Linked DNA regions of Homo sapiens: all the other regions are linked to region 2. A link is a loop called in an ENCODE intact Hi-C map of the cell type or tissue named here. Cell type or tissue: GM12878. All regions are shown on one strand. Links, peaks and the distances in the headings refer to the core of each region. The heading gives the core; the rest is flanking DNA.

What was found. Hi-C counts contacts between places; a loop is a spot of excess contacts. Peaks named below come from ENCODE experiments on the same cell type or tissue, not always from the same donor. Only the 100,000 strongest peaks of a DNase experiment are listed, where the experiment ranks them.
Region 1: it touches region 2 in a loop (3-fold over the local background); 15 of 110 quality-filtered maps call a loop at or near these places.
Region 3: a loop joins it to region 2, with 4 times the contacts of the local background. A loop is called at or near these places in 6 of 110 quality-filtered maps.

What each region holds. Positions count from the first base shown.
Region 1 is chr2:43,459,913-43,465,145 of GRCh38, forward strand. The region is part of intron 26 of THADA (THADA armadillo repeat containing); the gene reads right to left. Among named protein-coding and RNA genes, the nearest start is that of THADA, 130 kb to the right of the region's middle. RefSeq lists enhancers at 1,675-1,864, 2,015-2,074. In GM12878, for the core only: no CTCF peak of the experiment used is centred there; a DNase peak (open chromatin) is centred at 1,939; H3K4me3 peaks cover 406 bases; H3K27ac peaks cover 2,253 bases.
Region 2 is chr2:43,399,368-43,404,600 of GRCh38, forward strand. The region is part of intron 28 of THADA (THADA armadillo repeat containing); the gene reads right to left. Among named protein-coding and RNA genes, the nearest start is that of LINC01126, 170 kb to the left of the region's middle. RefSeq lists enhancers at 2,587-2,836, 2,917-3,106. In GM12878, for the core only: no CTCF peak of the experiment used is centred there; DNase peaks (open chromatin) are centred at 2,804, 3,304 and 4,065; H3K4me3 peaks cover 1,434 bases; H3K27ac peaks cover 3,562 bases.
Region 3 is chr2:43,291,662-43,296,894 of GRCh38, forward strand. THADA (THADA armadillo repeat containing) reads right to left here. Exons shown (of 38, transcript NM_022065.5): 32 at 1,173-1,552; 33 at 443-561; 34 at 35-107. Among named protein-coding and RNA genes, the nearest start is that of LINC01126, 67 kb to the left of the region's middle. RefSeq lists an enhancer at 1,173-2,372 and a silencer at 1,649-1,943. In GM12878, for the core only: no CTCF peak of the experiment used is centred there; DNase peaks (open chromatin) are centred at 2,340 and 3,776; H3K4me3 peaks cover 427 bases; H3K27ac peaks cover 2,031 bases.

The DNA of each region.
Region 1 (5,233 bases), core at 411-4,410, 60 kb after region 2:
CAAATGAGTTCAGCACGGAAGTCTCAAAAGCCACATCTTGGCAAAATATGCATCTTCCTCAAACTCAAAACACATAAAATTAAAAGAAAGCCAGTTCCTTATATAGTTCAGACACAAGGATGTTGGCTTCATGCTGTATCTAGAAGGTTGATACTGGAAAAGTCAGTAACTACCCTGAACAAGGACCTTGTCAGATCACTGTCAAGGCATAATCCCACCTGAGTTATCATCTGCTGAAGTGAATTAAAGTCAAGAAAGTAAACATTTAATGAATACTTACTTGCCTTTGCTCCCAAAAGGATCTTAGAAACAAGCTTTCTCTTAATAAAAAAAAAAAAAAAAAAAAAAAAAAAAAGTAAGCCAGAAAGCTGAAATGAGATCTGAGGAACACTTCCACATGGGTCAGCCAGTCAGCATAAGAAAGAGTTGGCAGTACCCAGGTGAAACTGCTCCAGACTGTGACTGTAACACTATTCTGTCCATGCAAAGATTTGGAAAATACATTTTCTGGACAGAACTGGGCCTAACATCTCCACTACCAAGTTGAAAAGCCAAAAAATAAACCTGGTACAAAGGTACTCAGTGGTTCTGAAAATAGCTCGCTGTCTTTAGAGACTGCAAAGACATCAAGCCCTGGGCCTGAGACATGCACCAATCAATCAAACAACTGACAGATATATATTAAACATTATGTTAAGTGCTCTGGAGGACACTCGTACATAAAAGATACAATTCTAAGCCTCAAGGAACTTTATCAAGTTTACAAAACAAGACAGAAATGAATGGGAAAACAAAAACACAAAAACCAACCACAAATGAAGGGTTGGCGTGGTAAGAGCCATAGACGTGGTATAACATTGCTCTGGAGGCCAAACTGGTGGGGGAGAGCCCACAGAGGAATGCTCCAGGAAAGCCAGTTTCACAAGAGGTGGGATTAACCAGGATGTTGACAGATTTGGAAAAGCAGAGGTCCTAAAGTATTCTAGGTGAAGCTTGGCATTGCAGAACAGTTAGGATTCACCTGTCCCAGGAGTGTGGGGAGGCTGTAGGAGGAGGAGAAAAGTCAGTGGAGAAGGGGATGGCACAAGGACACTGTTGAGGCAGAGGTGTATAAGGTTTGCTGGGGACAACAGCCAAGGCTAGAGCAAAAACCTCTCGTAGAAAGTAGGCTGGACTGTGGAAGGCCTCAAATGCCAAGCTAATGAATTTGAACCTTATTTCTCAAACACTGGAAAGCTACTTGAAGTTTTGGCATAGGAGTAACATAATGAACTGTGTCTGGGTCTGTGCTGAAAAGTTTCACCTAAGTCTACACTGCCCACACAAAATATTAAAGAGAGAATTTTTAAACAATGTGCCAAAAGTTTAAAAACCAACACATTTTCATAGATATCTAAATTAAAATCCCTGTGACTAAGTTTTAGATCATTCAGTAAATCACATACACTTGAGTAAGTGCAGGAACCATTGAAAGGTCCATTTTAAGTACTAAAAAATGATTTTTGAAAGGTAAACCCAGTCCTAACTACATCCACTCCCTGACTTTGCCCTCCCCCAAACCTGACTAGGGTCTTTATTTTGCTTTAAGCATTACAGATTTCCTTATGTACCTGGAAGGAAGAGCTGTTAGTCATCAATCTGGATGGTCTGGGTTAATAGAGTCTTTGTTCAGAAAATTTAATTATAGGTTTGAGCCCTGGATGAATGCAAAATGAAAATACTGGAGGGGACTCAGCTAATCTGCTAACTCAGCAGTCCCATGGACCTTCAGAGTTGTCCCTTGTGCATCGTTTGGAGAGGCAGTTTCTCCCCTAGTATCTGTGGCATGGCCGATCCAAGTTTACTCCTCCTTGCTTCTCTGGCCTGATCTCTGGCTACCCTGCACTACTGCTTTCAGCAAAGGTTCTGCAATCAAAGGCCTGAAAATGTTCAAATGTAATTTTGGCAGTTTCACATCCCTTAGAGGTTTCTGCCTTCACACAGGCAACACAACGGTGTTAGTTTGCACTGGCTCCAGGCAATACCACAGCTTTACCACCTCTGACCCCCAAAAGGTGCCCAGAGGGAACAGAGTTTAAACCCAAGCTTTAATCTACCTTAACATTTACCAAATAATTTTACTCTGGCAAGTGAGTATCTGAGGAAGGCTGCTGAATCAAGGGGATTTCGGGCTGCATTTTATACTTTGTTGATTACTATAGAGATGCCAGAATTTTAAAACCATAAATAAGGAACCAAATAACATTTTAAGATACTAGATTTTGAAAATGTTAGAGCAACAAAGGAGAAAACTCTGGTTAATAAAACACCTGCTTTCCAAACCATGGGTAACGTTCAGGCATCTTTCCACAGAAACTCTAAGATTCCTGCCAGTGTCACAAAAGGGGAAGGCGCTGACCAAAAAATGTCCATGAAAGCCATTTGAAAAGTATAAAGAGAATTTCCTGAAATAGTAAGGTGAACTTCTAGTGCCTGAAAATCTCTAAATCAGGCTCTCCTAAAGGACTGTAAAGTCAAGGTAAACATTTCTAGTTTAAAAAAACAGGGGAGGCTACCTTTTGGTTTGATGTTTCAATTTCAAACTAAAATAGAAGGTAACAACCTCTAATATGTTCAAACATTCAGATTCCTAGAGAAAAGTGATATTTAAATGTAATATATGGAAATGATTAGGGCAACATTTAATTGAAAAGTGAAATAAACTAAACTCAGAATAGGCCATTTTGGAAGGAAGACCAAAGAATTTTGGTTTCTCTTCATTTCTATCATTCTCTTATACACTGTGCCCTATGGTTGCCATTTGCGGGGATACAAAGATGAATTTGGCTTTCCGTTCTCCCTCAGTGTTGAGGGAGAACTCCAAATCAAAATCACAAAACAAAAAGCCATCTTTTTTGGAAAATTGTCTTAAATACTAAAAGGCATTTCCAGTTCAAAATATAAAGGTAAACACTCTCACAGAGACTCAATTATTTGGGCAGAGACATGTGGTTAACATTTCCTAGGGAAGAAGCAAATGAGAAAAGGTCAAAGGCAAAAGTCAACTGAGAAGAGCTGCAACATCTCAGCAATTTACAAATTTAAAGGACAGCAACAGTTTGAGGGTGAGGGATACACATACCACTTCCATTCATTATAAGCTGAGGTTTAAGGGAAAATCTCTTGCTTCTCTGGGGTGAACACCACAACATCTGTTCTTTGGTCATAACAGCAACTAAGTTGATTTAAGAAAATATTCTCTCTCTCTTTTTTAGAGCTGTTCATTCATAATTACTTGATTTCTCTTGAGACTTGGTTCCCTTAAGATGTGTTTATTCTGCACATCTGCTCTCCCCATACCTGATTACACAAAGGTATCAGAAAGAGCAAACCAACAGGTATAAAGAGACCAGCCCTCAAAACAGATCAAAGCAAACAGCCCGTGGAGTCCTTTGGAAATCTTGGCTGGCAGCTCTTGTAAATAAAAGTGCTTCTAAAGCAGAAAGCATTCAACTACCGTATTTATATAGGGCGTGATTGACAGGTCAGTTATTAACTTCATAAAAACACAGGCAATGTTAACTAGCAAGAATGTTTGTTCTAGCTGTTCTATCTGAAGGAAAATGAAATCCAAGATAGAATGGCTTGCTCTCTGTTTCTTTTAAGTATTTATTTTAGAATCGTGCAGTATAAAAGAATGTTTTTTCAAGTCAGTGAACTTAAGCTATTTTGCTTACTGTTCTGGAATTTAAGTATGTTGTTATAATTCTTTAGAAAACAAATGTTACATTTACTAAAGGCAAATTCCAATGGTGCCAATGGTGCACCACGATCTTTTCAAGCCCTCAAAAAATTTTTATTCTTTTGAATTACTAAAAGTAAAGAAATTTTACATTAATTAATCTTTCTTCCAATAACTAAAGTATATGAAATCAGGGAAGGAAAGAGCAGGATGGTTTCCTCTCAGTGCTCCAGACACAGGCATGTGCTCCTTGAATTGCTTACAGTAGCAAGTTTAAAATTTGCCGGAAGAAGCTAAGAATAAACTGATCTCTATTTTATTAGTTATTTTGAGAGCTTTATTACTAATACATTCTACTATGTAAGATCATTTACAACAATATTATAAGGTAGTATATTTTATTTATAGTTATCTCACAAAATCTCAGTTGTATATTGATATATGGTCAGAAAATTCTGTAGAAGAAATAAATCCACTTTTGTATGCAACAGTTTTCATCCGTGAGGCTTAATATGGTTAGCACCTACTCCCATCCCAGTGGGTAAAACCAAAAATGTCAGCCTATGTTTCTCCAACTTGAAGAGCAACTTCTATAATAGTAGCTTTGAGCAACTATATAACAAAGGAATCTAAAACTTTTGCTTCTATCCATTAATACTCTTACTCATCTATAAAACAAGTAACTTAAAAAAAAAAGTAACAAAAAAGAAGTAGAAGGAAAAACAAGTTTTACTTTTTTGAATCAATCAATGAATACTTTCAAGATTGGAATTGTATAATGTTGGCATTCCTAGCCAAATAAATGCTTATGAAGTGGACTGGTATTTATGTGCATCTTTGTTTATGTGTGTTTAGTATCCTTGGGCCTGGGTTTTTTTCCATGTAAACTAATAAGTTTTGTTAAATGCCTCTTGAATTAAGTTAAGAAGGCTATTTGTTAGCAAAATGTATCACTCTCGGCAAAGGCTGTCATCACATGAGCTACATAACAAGCACAAGAACAAACCAAAATTCCCCAGAAAAATCTTGCTCATCAGTACATTTAATGTACCACAATCCCGCTTCCTCCGGCATTCCTACAAACAACAGTCTTTCAGAACACAGAATTCTTATGAAATAAATACTCAGCCTCAGAACACGCCCTGGCCTCCTCCACTATCCACTCCTCCTGCTTCCCCCGCAGGACTGTATTTTCAAACTAGAATATTTGTTTTGACAGACTTCTGCTTGCTTAATTCTCTAGCAAAAGATTTCTTGAGCACCCCTAGCCAGTAACGAACATTTTGCCAGAAATATGCAACTGTTGGCATGACAAGAACAGGGGGAAAAAACCCTGCCGGCAAAGACCCAGAATTGAAGATAAAAGCTGGTATATTTGGATGAAAAGAATCTTTTCCCTTAACATATTATAATTTCCTCTTGTTTTCCCTGCTTCTCACTATCATGAGGAAAACCTTGATTTGGCAGTTTCACATACCTTCTCTACACTATGTAAAGCAATAGGAACTATTC
Region 2 (5,233 bases), core at 621-4,620:
CCATGTTGGCTCAGTAAGTAGAGGGACAGGGCCCTACAATAGCAATGTTTCTAACACCCTAGAGGTTATCACCAACATTTATTCTAATATGCCAACAGAAATACAGATACAATTTCTGTACAAATAGAATAGCCTGAGCAGAATTTCATCATGGTGTTGGGGGAGGCAGGGGAAGAGGAAAAAGAAGTATGGGGTGTTTAAAAAAAATGTGTCTTTTTCCCCCAAGACAGTTACGTCTATTGGGTAGGTCCAGCAGCACATAGTTTCAGGATGGAGAAGAGGTCACCTCACATTATCTGTGGGAAAGCAGAGAGCTATGGTTACAGTAGGTAGCTGGACAGTTCCCACAACTCATCCTGGACAGTTCCCAAAACTCATCCATTTTCTCACTTATTCTTTTTAAGTGATTAAATGTTTAATCTGTAATTGGCAAATGCAGAAAAATGTTTGCTTTGGCCTATAGGAAATGGTAAGGGTGGGGGTCGGGGAGAAACTTCATTTGACCAAAAAACAAAAAAACAAAAAAACAAAAAACAACTCTGAAAATGTTTTGAAATTTAATTAGCAAATGACCTCACTTAGTAAGGCAGTCATTTGTTGGAAGCTTCCCCTTCTGTCTGTCCCCGACCTCTCCAACACACACACTTTGTGTTACACTGTGTTTTATGTTACCGAAAGGGCTCTTGTATATAAATGTTTCTTTTCAAATACAAATAACTCTGACATGGTTACAGATGTTTAGTTTCCAATTAGCAGTGACTGTACACTAAAGAATGCCCCTCCTTTTGCTCCTGACTTTTGTAAATGATGATTTCCCAAAGGATTCTGGCATCCATACAAGAGGAAGGATGGAAAGGGGGAAAAGTGCCAGTATTTTCTGCTTTTGGATACCCTGTGTTAGGGTGGTTTCCAAATGCACACAACCAGGTTAAAAAGCAAAACAAAACCTCTCCTCAAAAAAGTAATGCAATTACCAAAAAAGAAGCCAATTCTTGAAGTAATATTTAATTAAGTAACATTCATTATAAAGCAATGGTTAAATATTCTATCGCAAATTCTTTAGGTGGAAAGATTAGATCATAGACAAATTTATATATATATATATATATAAATATATACACTAAGAAAAAAAATTTCTAGGTTACTGTTTTGTCGCCTACTGGCGGCAGGGAGGGGGTCTGATGAGAACATTTAGAATCTAACGGTTAAGAGAATAGAAAATTAGAACACCTGAATTTTCATTCTGCTTTGGACACTGAGTTCTGTGACTTGGACAAGTCACAGTAACCTCTCTGAGTCTCAGTACAGTTAAGAATGGTGGCAATGCTTTCCACCTAGTGGTCTGACATGATGTCTAAGAGAACACTCCAAGAAGGAAGGGCTCCAGAAATTCCAAGTTTTTACAGTGCACTGTGCCAGTGTCCAGTAATAGCATCAGTATACTCCAGAATTACAGGCCTGTGAGTAGCCCCAAAAAGAGAATTAAGACCATGTGGTGAATTCTGTGCTGTTTTAAAAAGGTAAGACAACATGTTGATAATATGAAGGCAAAGAGGGTCTTTTTTTGGCCACTATTAAAAGTGATGAGGAAGAGTCTCAAGCCCTTCTGAAATAAATCGGATAGCCTCTGTCTCTCTAAGTCTCAGTGTCTTCCATAAAATAAAACAAATACACTTAAGGTCTCGAAGGTCATTTCTACTTTTAACATTCCTTGAAAATCAGTTCCTCTAATAGCCCTAAGCTATGTTCTAGGCCTGAATACTAGGTTCTCCACAGAATCTGCAAGGTACACAGACACCAGTGTCTTAAAACCTCTAGCCCTCTCACTTCAATAAACCCTTTCCATGTTCATTTTAATCACTTATTTATTGACTGCCTACCATGTCCTCAATACTGTGTGACATGAGACATGACACTTTTTCTTTTTTTGAGACAGAGTCTCGCTCTGTCACCCAGGCTGGAGTGCAGTGGTGTGATCTCGGCTCACTGCAAGCTCTGCCTCTCAGGTTCACGCCATTCTCCTGCCTCAGCCTCCCGAGTAGCTGGGATTACAGGCGCCTGCCACCACGCCCAGCTAATTTTTTTTATTTGTAGTAGAGACGGCCTTTCACCGTGTTAGCCAGGATGGTCTCGATCTCCTGACCTCGTGATCCACTCGCCTCAGCCTCCCAAAGTGTTGGGATTATAGGCGTGAGCCACCATGCCCAGCTGAGACATGATACATTTTTAATAGGAATACTTGCATCACACAATTGTACAGCACTTGACAGTTGATAAAACACCTGCACACCTGTGATCTCTTTACTATGCAACATTCCTGTAGACAAAAGGGCATTATAAACCTAAATTAACAGAAGAAAAATAAAATGAAGCTCAGAAGGATTCAGTGAAAACTCTGAGGGCTAAGTGTAAGCAATGCTCACGGCAGACTGTGATCCAGAGCTCTCTGGCTACCCAACCTGTAGCTCACACCTGGAAATCAAGGGAGCATAAAAATATCTCCTAGCTAACAAAAACACAAACTGTAATTTACACATATTTGGAAAATTTCTAAATGAGTGGTTTTTTGTTGTTTTTTTTTTTAAAAAAAATTTTAAGGATCATGAAAATATTTCAGAAACTAATGTAAACTATGGACTCTCTCACAAGAGGAATATATTTATGAACATATGCACACAATTTCCCACACAGTTTCAGGTTCGTGACACACATCCAAAACCCTTGTGGGGGGAGTTTCCCAGACCCAGGTGGAGAACCTCCTGCTGCTCCTTTGCATACATCAATGACCACACGATGTGGCTGTCAGGTTTGTGTTCTGCTGCATGTGACACAGCAGTGAAGAACACTGCTCACAGGGAACCACCAGCTTAGAGGCGATATACAGCCTGCTCATCACAAATCGGTGGTACCCATGCAGACATTCACAGCCGAAGAGTGGCACAGAAAAGTGAAGTGGGAGGCAGAGCTGAGACAATTTTCTGCAACAGATGAAGGATCTTCAAATGAGGGTGAAATACACACTTGGACTTAACACTTGAGGAACCAAGAAGAGTTCAGAATGCACTATTCTCAGCAAAAAAAGGACCATTCTGCTGAGATCATGCTAACTTTACCACCTTTAACAGAGTGGGGGCTAAGCTTTTTCTAAGTGTTCTCCTCTCATATCTACTCTCACAATCTGTTCTTTTTTTCTGAAAGGTTTCAAAGGTAAGTGGCTATACATCACCAAAACTGTCTCTGCCCACACACATCCGTAGGGACATCTACTGAGTACCTAGCACAGCACACACTTGGTCAGGTACCAGAGAACTGGAGAGAAAATCACTGCCTAGGCCACAAGCAACCTACAGTCTAGTGTGGAAGACAGAAGAACCAGCCAATGATTCTCAGGCCATGAGAAGTAAACACAAGCTGCTGCTGCTGTGTAAGTGTGACTCCTGTGTGTGGGAGTACTAGTCTAGGTGATCATGCCCAGCTCTGCCTAAGTGGGGAGAGGCGGCGGAGAGGCAGAGAGCGCTTGGGTTTGGCAAGAAAGAAGTCCTTTCCCAGGCCTGTGCCTTTCCCTGTGTGAACCCAAACTGCCCCTCAGGGCACCCAGACAAAAGGAAGGAAACTGAGATTAAGTCACTAGTATGTGCCAGGACTGGCTATGTGCTTTTGATACACTATTTTAATTATTTCATTAATCTTCATTCCAAGGTCAGTGTCATTAACCTTATTTTAAGATGAACAGAGTGAGGTGTCCCAGCATACTTTGGGTCATAAAACTAGCATAAAGCCTGCATTTTAATTAGGGTCTGTCTACCTACAAAATTCAGTCTTTCTAAGACTTTACAACGCAGTTGCCTCAAAATCCCCAGAGCCTTGGAAAAGCCGAATGTTTCCAAACATTCAACCTAATCACACTGAGGTATGAACAACTTAGAGAACCAATCAGTCTCTAATTTGTAGACCGTGAAGCAGAACAACGAAGATGATGCTGATAATAGCTAACATCTCCTGAACACTTATTAAAGACCAGGCTCTATATGTGGTACCTCATTTAAATCTGACAAGCCAGAGTGGCTGAAAGAAACTTTGTAGGCAATGTTGGGGAGGTATTTTTGAACTGAGGGAACTTTAAGGCTCAGTAGCACTGGGCGAGTCCCTGCATGTCACAGGAACCAGAGGCTTCAAAGTCTCCAAATGGCTTCAGGATCCAGCCAATATCCCCTTCCATCCTACCTCATTAACATAATTAACATTCCCCCAGTTCCTCCCCATTTCCTGGCCCACCTCCAGCCCTGATTCTTATTTTTCAGGTGAGGCTATACCATATGCAAAACAGAGGCCCCAAACTTCTGTCAATGATGAAAAGGACCATCCACTTGCTCTAGATGCCCCTACTTAACCAAGCGGTTTGCATCTTCAGAGCTGGTATGAGTTCAAAAAAGCTATGTCTGACCCTGACCCCACACCCCCAACACACCCCCTAAAACCTCTCACTAAAGTTACTCAAGAATGCCAGCCATGCCATTATGGTCTGTTTGTCCTACAGCACAGCTGTCAGCTCCTGGGAAATGGTCATCTACTGACAACCCAAAGTTGAGACAACCCTATTTAATAGGCCATCTCTAAAGGCTGGGTGACACACAGCAGGCTGAAGCTCTGGATTATACTACCTTCAAAAAATCTTTTTTCTATGTATGTTTTGGCAAGCCAACTAGTGCCTTTGCACATTTCAGTTCATTCTCACTAGAGTAATGTCCTTTTACTCTTGTACTTTTACTCCTGTACTCTTGTAATGAAGAGGGGAACTCCTCTTCATCTTCTGAACTATGCTAAGGTATTACATTTTTGTTTAGAGACAGGGTCTCGCTCTGTCACTCAGGCTGGAGTTCAGTGGTTTGATCATAGCTCACTGCAGCCTTGAATTCCTGGGCTCCAGTGATCCTCCCACCTCAGCCTCCTGAATAGCTGGGATTACGGTTGGGTGCCACCAGGCCTAGCTAATTTTCTTTTTCTTTTCTTTTTTTTTTTTTTTTTTAAAGTAGAGACAGGGTCTCATACACCTGGCCTGAAGTGCTCCTCCCACTCTGGCATCCCAGAGTGCTGGGATTATAAGCATGAGCCACCATGCCTGGCCTCTGCTAAGGTACTACCTTTTTTGTGAAACTTTACTGTACCTTCTGTGATCAGAATCAATCACTTCCTTCCCTCTGCCTACTCCAATTGCATATTTAGCTCTCCCATA
Region 3 (5,233 bases), core at 411-4,410, 110 kb before region 2:
CTAGGTCCCGGAACAAGATCAGAACCAGCCTTACCTCCACACATGTCTGCATGTGGTGGGAAATGACTTTGGAAGCAAGTCTCAGAGCTACACTCTGAATTTCAGATCTAGAAAAATAAACAAACAAAAAAACAACACAAAATTACAATCAGACATATTTCATACACCGGTTTTTGCAGATAGTCTGTAATCCATGCAGAGGTGAATACTGAAAATCTCTACCTCCTGGTTACAAAAATGCCTCCGGAAGCAATTACCTTTTGGTTATTAATGCAAATCACTGACATCATTCTATTGCTTGAGTTTAGAACTCTTAGGCTGAGGTTTAGAATGAAATACAGGACCTGAGACCTGAGGGCAGGATTGTGTGCAAGTTCATTACATAATGACTGATGGGACCATACATCTTACCAAGGTTGCACAGGAGGTTTTGGGGGCAAACCTTTCATTGGAAGCAATATCCATCGTCCAGATCAAGAACTCCTTTGGGGTCAGATGGACACAGTGCTCCGTCTGGGGAAGCCACTCACCAGGGTCCATGCAGTGGAGAATTTTCAGTATCTGTGTAAGCCAAATCCGCACACAAAAAAGAGAAATAAATACTCAGGGAGATGTCTCTAGATGTTACATGATAATCAATTGTATCAACAAGAGGTCTACCTTTCAAAAGGCTCCCACTGACTTCTTATTTCCCCCATAATACCTTTGGGAGACTGAGGCAGAGTGATGCAATGACTAACCAGAGGGCCTCTAGTGACTTGGGATGGGAGCCAGATGCCCTGATTTTAGGCCAGTGCCCTTTCCTTTTGATTATGCTTCCCAGGTGGCCAACTGCCCTGAAATAGCCATGTCAGCAAAGACTACCTCTGACACACTCTACAGTGAATTTTTAATGATCTGTTTCCTAAACATCCCAAAGTGGTTTGCTCTGTCTTTGGTTAATCTCTGCCATCAATACTCCTATCATCAAAAGCTTTTCTTGGTGCCCTACCAGGTATGACGCCATGCCAACCACCATAAAAAGAGAGTCCTTATCCACTGGCTGCCGAATCTACTTCCTATTGCCCCTGGAGAGCCTAAACCCAATCTTGCCTTCATGATCCTACCATTCCAGTGGCTCACAAAAGAATGTGGGGAGTGTAAAGGGCCAGTCAGTACGTTGGAGACTTTACCTTGCAGAAGCATTCTGGGTGATTTTCCTTCATGGCCAACAATAAGAACTTCTCTCCCATGTTGCACAGCAAGGGTGGCACGCCCTTCTCTCCAAGTCCAGAGGCTGCTGCTAAGAACTTTTCCAAGAGGGCTTCCAGTGTTAGTGAGCGCACTTCAGGGAAGGCAGATTCTAACAGCTGAGAGAAAGAGATGGGGACATTCGTCTCCCGCTCTCCACTCTTGGCTGCCGCGGCCCACACTGCAGCAATGGCTAGTCTGGTGAGGCTCTGGAGGTACTGGGGCAGGCCTGGCACCTTGAAGGCCCAAGGGAATCCCGTTATCAGCTCTGATCCTGAGATAATCCCTCTGACTTCCTCCCAGAAGCCAAGACTCTCCAGAACTAAGAAGCAAAAAAAGCAAAAGGGAAAGAGATAATCACTTTAAATTTCCACAAAAGGACATGAAAGAATGAAGACTGAATCCACTGCGTGAGGCCATCAGATGTCTCCCATAAGCAGATTTCAAACACTGTCATAAGTGAGTGGCCCTCTAAGGTTCAGACTTCTAGTCCACAACAATTTCCATTTAGGTAATGTATAATTTTTCCAACAGGGGCACAAAGGCATTACTATTAGAAAATGCGTTCCTGGCACCCCTCCTCAACATTCAATAAATACGAACTCAGTGACCTCTTATCACCGAGCCTCAAAGCTGACCATGAGAAGAGGACATCTAGTATAAACTTCCTTCAGGGGTGAAGCTCCCCTCTGTAACACCCTTTCCCAGAAGCTCTTGGTTGAACCCTACAGTACCCTGGAGCTCATGAGACAGCTTATTCCATTGTTAGTAGATCTAATTGTCAAAAAGTTCTTTTTGTGTTTCTACTCACTGGCCTAATGCTACATTTTGAGGCTCCCAATGACAGCTCTTTAGACATTTGATTACAATTCTTGTGTCCCCTCTGTCTTCTCCAGATGAAACATTCCTACTTCCTTCCTCAAATGATGGGGTCACTGTCTCTCATTATTCTAGCTGCTTTCCTGTGGACATGCCTCACCCTCTCTTAAAGGATGGCCAATAGGCTGGATCACAAATCTCCTGCATGGTTTGACCCGCAGGACTATTACTTTCTCTGTTCTGAACTGGAGTTGCATCACACTGTTGACTCATATGGAGCACAAAGTCAACTGAAACCACAGCCCTTCTTTTTTGACGTGGTCTACTGATGGTGGTGAGTCATCTTTCTCCCACTTTGTACTCAGTACTTAAGCCAAGATGTGTTTTCTTTGTTTATTTTAAGCCCAAGTATATCCCTGTTAAATTTTATCCTCCTGTTAAGTTTTATGGTCTACCTTTCATTTGCCGAGATCTTTTCATATTCTCAGTTCTGATTAAAAAAATAAAAAAACCAAAAACTTATTGCCTGCTTACTATGTGCTAGGAGCTAAATAAGATCACTGCCCTTAAGGAGTTTATAGTCAGTCTAGTTTGAGAAAGAGAAATGCATGAACACATAATTCCAATATAGTGGTACAAATGATAACCTAGGCCTCAAAGAGGAAGACAGGTGACAATGTGTTAGCACCACCAAAGGCAGGGGAACCAGCTGAGCAAAGGCTCAACAAAGGCATGAAACAGAACGGACCATGTGGGGAACTACAGGCCATCCCATAACACTGGAGCATAAAATTTGAGGTGGGAAAGGGCAGGAGATGAGGCTAGGGAAGAAATGTGGCTAGAGTACAGAAAGCCTCCTAGACAATGTGAAGCAGCTAGTTCTGTATGCAACGGAATGCCACTGGGGGGTTATTTTAAGCAGTAAGGTCAGGGGCCCATTTTCACTGAAGTGCTCTTATCGTTGAGGAGGCAATATTAGAGGCAGGGAGACCAGTTACAACACTACTGCACCGTAGTCCAGGAGAGAAATAAATGACGAGGGCCTTAAGTTCAGAAGGAATCAGGAGAAGGTGGGTTTAAGAAACGCTGAAGGTCTGAAGCCAAGGTGATCATTTAAAAAGGCAAAAAAGAAAGAAAAAAAAACACTGAAGGGATAAAACTGGCAGGACTAGGGAATGAGGGTGCGGACTAGGGTAGGAGTCTCGGGTACCTCCCAGCACCCAGTTCTTCACACATGTTCATCATCTAATAGAAATTGGGTAAACCAGCTGGGCGTGGTGGCTCATGCCTGTAATCCCAACATTTTGGGAGCCCAAGGTGGGAGGACTGCTTGAGCCCAGGAGTTTGAGACCAGCCTGGACAACACTGTGAAAATCTATTTCTACAAAAAATAAAAAGTCAGCTGGGTGGGGGATCACTTGAGCCCAGGAGGTTGAGGATGCAGTGAGCCAGGATGCTGACACTGCATTCCAGCCTGGGCGACAAAGTGAGACCCTATCTCAAAAACGCATACAAAGTAGTTGGCAAACTTCAATTTCACAGGAATGCCTAAATGCCCAAAATCAAATAATTACTAAAAATGTGGGCAAGCTGGAGGGTGGAGGCCTTTGGTGAGCAGGCTCCCTGCTGGCCCTTGCCTCAAACGCTCTTCCAGGCTCTCACTAATTCATTAACTAGCCCTCTTCGGTTTGAGTCATCCCCCACTTATGAATCCTCTTAATTGTATCATTCTGTCCATGAAGTTTTATCTACAAGAACTTATGACAGACTTCACCAAATGCCTTGCCAAAATTTAGATATTATATTCATAGCATTCTCTGATAAATCCTGACAACTGTACCCAAGATGTTAACAAGTTTATCCTGGATTGGCTTACCAGACAGCATTTAAGTGATACGCATTTATAGCTAATAAAACACCGTTTATATTTATCATCTCATTATAACTCAGAGAACTCTGCTGACTTCTAGAAAACTAACATAAACATAATGCATATGTAAAACATTCAGGTAACAGAAAAATTTATTTGAAATTGAAAATTTGCATAGACTTGCAATAATTCGAGATTTAAAAATATAGAGTATTTATGTAACACATCAAATTGTTTCAAAGTCTGTCACAGGGGGCAAAATGGGGACTGGACTTGGGCTCCAACATGATGGGACCCCAGGGAGGCCACCATCTGGGGCTGCAGACAAACCTCTACTGTTTTTTTTTTTTTTTTTTTGAGATGGAGTCTCGCTCTGTCGCCCAGGCAGGAGTGCAGTGGTGCGATCTCGGCTCACTGCAACCTCCACCTCCAGGGTTCAAGTGATTCTCCTGCCTCAGCCTCCTGAGTAGCTGGGATTACAGGAGCATGCCACCACGCCTGGCTAATTTTTGTATATTTAGTAGAGACAGGGTTTTGCCATGCTGGACAGGCTGGTTTCGAACTCCTGACCTCGTGATCTGCTCGCCTCAGCCTCCCAAAGTGCTGGGATTACAGCGTGAGCCACCGTGCCCGGCCATACCGCTACTCTTAACTCAGACACTGCAGAATTCCCAGCTCACCAGGAGGCATCTTTTTATTTTTTTATTTTTTTGGAGACAGAATCTCCCTCGGTCACCCAGGCTGGAGTGCAGTGGCACAATATTGGCTCACTGCAACCTTCGCCTCCCCGGTACAAGTAATTCTCCTGTCTCAGCCTCCAGAGTAGCTGGAAATACAGGCACACGCCACCACACCCAGCTAATTTTTGTATTTTTAGTAGAGACAGGGTTTCACCATGTTGCCCAGGCTGGTCTCAAACTCCTGACCTCAGGTGATCTGCCCGCCTCGGCCTCCCAAAGTGCTGGGATTACAGGTGGGAGCCACTGAGCCCAGCCAGGCAGTATCTTTATAAAGCAGTGGGGGAAACCCTGGGCAGCTGGGATCTTCAACCTCTGTGTCATCTCTGTTTCAATGTCTAAAAACCGAATCTCATAACAATCTAATAATAATAAGAGCACAGTACTATCATCTCCAGGTACCATTTCCCTATCCTTCCTACCCACTGCTGCTAGAGGACAGCATTACATTCAAAAGGAATTTCATTTATTTGGCACAGTCAGAAATATGGCTCAGAAATCTGCTCTTAAAATTGTAATTAACGGCCGCCCGGGAGGCAGCGGCTGGAGGAGCGGACGGGCCCCGCGGGGCCCGAGG